3 separate regions of the Homo sapiens genome follow, and regions 2 and 3 are each linked to region 1. A link is a loop called in an ENCODE intact Hi-C map of the cell type or tissue named here. Cell type or tissue: mammary epithelial cell. All regions are shown on one strand.

Region 1 (2,500 bases):
ATCAACACATAAATAAATAAATATGGTGACACATACAACAGAATGTTAATCTGCCATACAGAGGAATGAAGCTCTGACACCCGCTGGAACATGCATGGACTTTGGAAACATTATGCTAAGTGAAATATGTCAGAAACAAAATAACATAATTGTATAATTCCATTTATATGAAACATCAAGAACAGGCAAATTCATAGAGACAGAGTAGAGAAGATCAAGGTCTAGGGTGGAACATACAGGGAGTTATTGTTTAAAAGATACAAAGTTTCAGTTTAAAATGATAAAAATTTTCTAGGAAAAATAGTGGTGATGGTAATTTAACACTGTGTATGTGGTTAATTTCATTTGATTCAGCATTTTAAAGTGGTTACAATAGCACATTATTCACAGAACTGTGAAAAATAGATTTCTATTATTTAATTCACCCAGGCTAAGGTGTTTGTTATGGCAGCCGAAGCCCATGAATACATCATCTGACCCAGTGTTTCAATGAAAGGCATCAGATTTTCAATCAAGTTAGCTGGAAGCTCCTGTCCCCAGGAGAACCAGACGCCCCAAAACAAGAGCTCCAGCAGGGGCTCAACCAGCACAGGTCCCATAAGGCAGCCTCAATGTCAGGCCCTGGATGGCATGTGAGGCTACAATAATACAACCACAACGTGAAAATGTAAGTATTTTTACTACTTACAGACACTAGGAAGCACTCGGCAAACCTGGAGACCACAGACACAGAGGTCAGTGAGCCCAGACAGGGAGGAGAGAAGAGACCGGTGAGCCAATGGCTTTATTAAGTCCAGGGTGTTATCTGACAGGTTTCCAGCAGGGAGCTTTAATGGATGTGTTCAAAGCAAGCAGCAAACACTGGGACCAGGAGCTCACGCTGTGACTGAGAGGTGGTCACTTTAAATGTGAGGGCAAATGTCAGAATTATCAGTTTAAAGAAAGCAGCTGGAGAGAGGGAAACCCAGCACACCAAGCAGCAGAGATGCCTCTAAGATTTTATCTCTGGACACCAACTGGAGCCACTTGAACCAGACACAGTATTGAAAACTGCCATGGTGACCAAGCCCTGCCTCTGATTTGAGGCAAATAAACTTACACCTTATAAAAATGAATGCCAAGACAACATGACACTATGAGCATCATGACATCCAGGGACACCAGCAGGGTGTGGTACTGTGCCCTGGAGTCAGAATCCAGGGTTCTGGTCCCTGGGAGTAAGAAAATGAAAATGACTTGTCCCTGCCCCCTGACATTGATCTTCCCACCCTGCTGCTCCCTCTTCTGCTTCCAAGCCCAATTGCAGTGCTCAGCCCCAGACATCACTGCCCCCAGGGTATACACAGTGCCGCCTACTGCACACAAACACAAACTCACAGAAGGTGACAAAAATCTGCGTTTGGGACATCTGATTGTGAAAGAGGGAGAACAGTGAACATAGAGCCACACAGACTGGGACTCACGGGGCTGGAAGGTGAAGGAGCTGTAACATAACATATGTGTGACCTCGTGTGAAGTGTGCAGATCCATGTGGAATAAAACATGCAGCCTGGCCTGGGATTGCTGCCGTTCACACTTCCCTCCCTGTCCACCAGAGGGGGACAGAGTCCCTCCCAGCCTGGAGCCTTCCCAGGGGATGCCAACCTCACTCAGCGGAACCCACAGCCCAGCAGGGTCCACCCTCACCAGGGTCACTTCGGCCCAAGTCCTCAGCGCCCTCCATGCTCCCCACACGGACTCTGCCAGCTCCACCCTGACCTGGTGGCCGCCAACCTAACACCACTCCCTCTGCAGGGAGCTCCTCCCCACACACCTGCTCCTTCCCTGGGCCCAGCTAAAGGCATCTCCCAGGGCAGCGCTGGTGCACGCGACGCCACACTAGGCGCTTTCCCCTCGTGGCCTCCCTCCATCCTCATCAACTCTTTCTGTCACTGCTCCCTAAATGCCCGCCCCTGCCCCATCTATCCTGTTCTCTGGGGCATCCCAGGCCAAGCCTAGCACTGACACAGAACAGCAGCTGCCTAAGGGCCCACAGCCTCCCCGGGAATCAGCCAGGCACCCTATGACCTGCCTGCCCGCTGCACCACGGGGTGCTCAGAGTGCGTGTGATGGTCACACACAGGCACCATCCGGGATGTGGCCACCTGCCCCAGCTGTCCCTTGGGAAGGCAGACCTCTCCTGTGCGCTTGCAGGGAGAAGCGGGATGTTATTGCTCTTTGCTCCCAGAACACAACTCACCCCCACACGCCCCCTCAGGTGTGAGCAAGGTCCCTCCAGACAGGCTCTCTGGCCACTGCCTGTTCCTCCTCTACACACAGCAGCTTGGCCAGGTCAAAACCCTCAGGACAGACCCCTGGGTATGTCGGCACATGGAGGGCTGAGCCCATCATGGCCACGGAGTAAGTCAAGATGAATCTCTCCAGCTCTGAACCCCTGCTCTGTCCCAGGCACACCCTCTTGCGTCTCAACGAGCCATCTCCCTTGGGGTTCCTGGGTGAC
Region 2 (2,500 bases), 74 kb after region 1:
TCCATCATATTTAGAATGCCCTAAGATGTCGTTATCTCTGATTACTGGGGATGTTAACTTTGATCACTGGGCTAAAGTTCCTCCACTGCAAAATGACCCTTTTCCTTGAAAGCATTTTTAAACAACCAATCCCTGGGCCACACCACACATCAGCGAAATCAGATACACTTGAGGGATGGTACAGGCATTGGTAGGCTTTAAATGCCCTGCAAGTGACTCTAATCAGTATCCAGAGTTGGAAACCTATGGCTTAGACAGTGAAGATTAGAATCCTGAAAATCAGCTAGGAGACCATTTCTAAGGCTTCTCTTTAACAACAACAAAAAAAATTAATTCTAGACAAAAGCAAATACATCTGGATTTTGGCATGGACATATGGTAGAGAAATAGAGGAAAATTAGAAATCACCTGATGGGAAAAGTGATGAGTGAGTAGACTGCAGTCCAATTAAAAAAAAAAAAGGCAGAATCAGGTGTGATGACACTTGCTTGTAATTCCAGCATTTTGGGAGTGAAAGTGGGCAGATCACTTGAGCCCAGAAGTTTGAGACCAGCCTGGGTTTTCACCAGCCTGGGTGAAACCCCATCTCTACAGAAACAAACACAAAAAATTAGCTAGGCATAGTGGCAAGTGCCTGTGATTCCAGCTATTCAAGAGGCTGAGGCAGGAGGATCACTTGAGCTCACAAGGTTGAGGCTGCAGTCAATTATGATCTTGCCACTGCACTTCAGCCTCGGTATGAGAGTGAGACCCTCTCTCTTAAAAAAAACAAAACAAAAAAACAGTAAAAATAATGTTCTAAGGTCAGATCTAGTACAAAAACTTCATCTTATTCTGTGATGTTTAGATGCTATAATTAAAACAGAACATGGAGGTGTTTCCATATGCATAGCTGAAAGATTCCATACTTTTTATGCAGCTGCATCATATTCTGTTGTATAGATATAAGGTAACCTGTTTAATTAGCATTGTGCTGGTGAAAGTCTAGGTTGTTCCCAATATTTTGCTGTTAAACAATACAGTGAATAACTCTGATTAGGTGTCATTTTTTATGACTGTGACCGTGATAAATTTTTCCCAGTAAAGTTTGGGAGGCAAAAATATATATATTTTAAATTTTCACATGCATTAAGAAATTTTACTCTACAAGGTTTGCACAAATTTTTATGTTCCAAGAAAAGTAGGGGAGGGTAATATCACCTCAGTTGCTCTCACACGAAGGTCGTGAGTGACAGGACCTTTAGGGACACAGGCACACGGCCGTATCCCTGGTGCCCACACAGGGCAGGTGCATCTGGATCCTGGGAAGCTACAGGAAAGGTGAGGGTGCCCTCTAGAGGACACCCTGCTAAGGATCAGAAAGGGGCCAGGGGAGTTGAGAAATTACAGCAGGTCTTAAACTAAGGGCAAGTTCAAGTGGAAGGCATTAAGCTTCAAGGAGCAAGCTGAGGTGAGAAAGTGGTAGAGACTGATGGAAGGAGAAGGTAAAAAGCTCCAGAGAAGCTAGGGGAGGCATATCAGGGCTCTCCACTCCTCCTCAGCATTGAACATTGTAGTGGTCATGCTGGTGGGGCTCTGTGAGCTCTAGAATGTTCAGCACTATCTGGGGACTCTACCCACTCAAGGCCAGCAGGACTCCCTCCCCCAGCTCTGACAACCAGCAGTGTCTCCAGACTTTGCCAAATGCTTTTCCGAATGAAAAAATTGCCCGTGGCAGAAGCATTAATCTACACTAATCTATAAAAGCAAATCACCACTAAAATCCATCACCTCTTGGTAGAAGAATTACAAGTGTGAGAGTGGTAAAATTGAGGTCTTCAATATCGATTGAAATGGCTTTTACTTAATCAGCAATTTGATGTCCCAGAAGGCATGTTTAGAGATGATGCCACATGGCTGCCTGTACCTCACAGCAGAAATGGTATGGGTTTTCCAAGGGTCTGTAACCATGAACCGGAAAGGTCTGTAACTGCGAATGGGAATGACACCCACTGGGTTACATTACAAAGTGGGATGTAGGGAATTCTGTAGATATTGGGAGAAAAAAATATACAATGTAAACCCAAACCCCATTCTGCTTCTCTCACCATCTTAGGGCCATCTTAGCTATCTATGAATGGTAGCATAGGGATTTTTGTATATTTTCAAAATTGTATACTGTTGGATCATCTTTAAAATATTAATAAATCCCAAAATGGACCAAGTAACTGGACACTGCTGGAGTCTCACTTTTGGCCAGGAGAGCTGACAACATCCTGCTCCCCCTGTCCTGGACACTGTCTGACTCAGGGGCCTAAATGCTCCCTTATTATGGAGAAAGAAGATGTTTTGAACATTCTCACCATTCACCCATCCACCTCTCACACCCGTCGACCTCTCAAACCTCTTGCCCACTCTTGGATTTCATTCTTAATTTACTGAGCTCTATTTCTGTCCCTCATCCATTCCAACATGTGTTGGGTCCAGGTGGTGGCTTCTGCCCATGATTTTGTAAAAAAAA
Region 3 (2,500 bases), 160 kb after region 1:
CCTGATTCTACAGCTATAAAGTTCCCAAGAGGCAAAACTCATCTCTGGTGATAGAGATCAGAATGACAGTGACCTGGTGCTTGCAGTGGCTGGGAGGGGCGCAGGAGTGTCGCTTGGTGCAGACAATGTGCTCTGTCTTGATCTGGACAGGGCTGTCATTGGCACACACAAACATGCAGACATTATGCTATGTCCATGTTACTTCACCAAACAAGAAGTATAAAATCTCTTCAGTTTAAATTTTTAAAATCTACAAAACAATCAAAGACCAGCTCCTATCAACCTTACACAACACTTCCAGAGAAAAAGAAAATAAACAATACTCATTAACTCATTTTTGTGGAAGTAGAACCTTCTTATCAAAGGCCAACCAGGAAACAATGAAAAAGTAAAATTGCAGGCCCTACTCAGAAACAAAGACGGAAAATCCACAAATGAAGTACGACCAAAATGAGTCAGAATTTACCACCTTGAGTTGCTTCCCCAGAAATGCAAGGTTTAACATAGTGTTTTAACATCATGTTAAAATGCCACACTTTAACATAGCAACGTTAACAATTGTTTTTACTACATCAACAGATTAGCTAGAAACAAAATTATTATTAGCAGAACAGAAGCAAAATGGCATCATTCCATCATGATGGAGACAGTACAAATACTCTGGGCAAATGATGAAGAGAGGTGCCTCTTTTCAGGCCCTGGAGGGAAACTACACCCTGGTGGCTGTCACATTCCTCCTGATTCTTCCTGGTGAAGGCCCTCCTTGAAATCTCTGGGAGGACTCGTGCCCCACTGGGAAAGGCTCCATCTGGAAGTTTACACAGCAGCCCAGCCAAGGTCCTCAGGCACAAATCCTGAGTGACAGAGGCTTTAGGGACACAGGCGCATGGCCATGTCCCCAGCACCCACACAGGGCAGGAGTGTCTGGACCCTGAGTGTGCGGCCCCGTGCACGGACCCAGCCCCTCCCCAGTGACTTGGGCCCTGGGGTGGCTCCGGGTCCCCAGTCCATGCACAAAAATCTCCAGAGTCAGGCTCCTCCCTGGGGTTCCTGATGCCTGTCCAAGAGCTGCCCCGTGAGCAAACCTAAAGACTGTTGAGGGCTGGGATTGTGCCAGCCACGCTTGTCTTAGAAAGGAAAGGTAGAGCCTGAGTGCCGGGAAGGGCGAGTGCGCCCTCTAGTGGGCACCTCCTGCTAAGGAGCAAAAGGAAGCCAGGAGAGTTGAGAGATCAGGGCTGGCCTTGGACTAAGAGCAAGTTCAGGTGGAGAGGACTGTTGGGCAACGATGGAACTGAGGTGAAGGAGTGGTCGGGAGAGATGGGAGAAGCAGGTGAGAGGAAGCCCCAGGGAAGCTGAGGAAGGGCACCGCAGGGCTCTCCACTCCTCAGCAATGACATTTGGGGTGGTCATGCTGGTGGGGCTGTCTGTGAGCTCTAGGATGTTCAGCACCATTTGTGGGCTCTCCCCCAGCTCTGACAACCAACAATGTCTCCGGACATTGCCAGATGCCCCCTGGAGGGCAAAATTTCCCGTCCAAATCACTGATCTATCTTAATATCTACAAACAAGTCACCAGTAAAATCTTTCATCTCTTGGTAGAAGAATTGTGAGTGTGAGAGTAAAACTGACATCTTCAATATCTGTTGAAATGATTTTGACTTAATCAGAAACTTGATGTCTCAGGAGAAGACACGTTTAGAGGTGATGCCACATGACTACCTGTACCTCACAGCAGGAAGCGTGAGGCTTTTCCAAGGGTCTGTAACCACAAATCGAAAGGGTCTACAGTCCACCTCACTCATGCCTGTAATCCCAGCACTTTGAGAGGCCAAGGCAGGCGGATCACGAGGTCAGAAGTTCGAGATCAGCCTGATCACCATGGTGAAACCCTGTCTTTACTAAAAATACAAAAATTAGCCTGGCTTGGTGGTGTATGCCTATAATCCCAGCTACTCAGGAGGCTGAGGCAGGAGAATCGCTTGAACTCAGGAGGTGGAGGTTACAATGAGTCGAGATCATGCCACTGTACTCCAGCCTGGGTGACAGATTGCGACTCCATCTCAAAAAAAAATCAATTCTCTCATTAAGAAGAAATATCTTATGAAGAAGAAATTCATAGCAAAGGAATTTCTATATATTTTCAAAATTGTATACTGTTAGATTATTCCTTAAATATGAATCCATCCCAAAATAGACGTAGTAGCTAGACTGTGCTAAAGTCTCATGCCAGCCCTGTGAGCTCACAGCATTCTGCTGCCCCTGCTCTGGACACTGTCTCAACCTCAGGGGCTCAATATGGGGTAGGAAGGTGTTTTGAACATCTTCACCATTCATCCGTCCACCTCTCACACCCATTCCAATCTCAAACCTGTTGCCCACTCTTGAATTTGATCTTTAAATTACTGACCTCTATTTCTGTCCCTCATTCATCCCAACATGAGGTGGGCCAAGGTTGTTCCTTCTGCACATTATTTTGAGAAAAAGTACTCAACATTAGTTT

What was found. A loop is a pair of places that touch in the nucleus more often than their neighbours do. Peaks named below come from ENCODE experiments on the same cell type or tissue, not always from the same donor. Only the 100,000 strongest peaks of a DNase experiment are listed, where the experiment ranks them.
Region 2: it touches region 1 in a loop (8-fold over the local background); 14 of 110 quality-filtered maps call a loop at or near these places.
Region 3: it touches region 1 in a loop (8-fold over the local background); 4 of 110 quality-filtered maps call a loop at or near these places.

The regions. Positions count from the first base shown.
Region 1 is chr19:42,766,538-42,769,037 of GRCh38, reverse strand. No RefSeq gene overlaps it. Among named protein-coding and RNA genes, the nearest start is that of PSG8, 2.1 kb to the right of the region's middle. In mammary epithelial cell, CTCF peaks have their summits at 1,225 and 1,425; no DNase peak of the experiment used is centred here.
Region 2 is chr19:42,692,765-42,695,264 of GRCh38, reverse strand. No RefSeq gene overlaps it. Among named protein-coding and RNA genes, the nearest start is that of PSG3, 46 kb to the left of the region's middle. In mammary epithelial cell, a CTCF peak has its summit at 1,330 (motif pointing left); no DNase peak of the experiment used is centred here.
Region 3 is chr19:42,605,535-42,608,034 of GRCh38, reverse strand. All of the region lies in intron 2 of LIPE-AS1 (LIPE antisense RNA 1), which reads right to left. Among named protein-coding and RNA genes, the nearest start is that of CEACAM8, 12 kb to the right of the region's middle. In mammary epithelial cell, a CTCF peak has its summit at 1,184 (motif pointing left); a DNase peak (open chromatin) is centred at 1,144.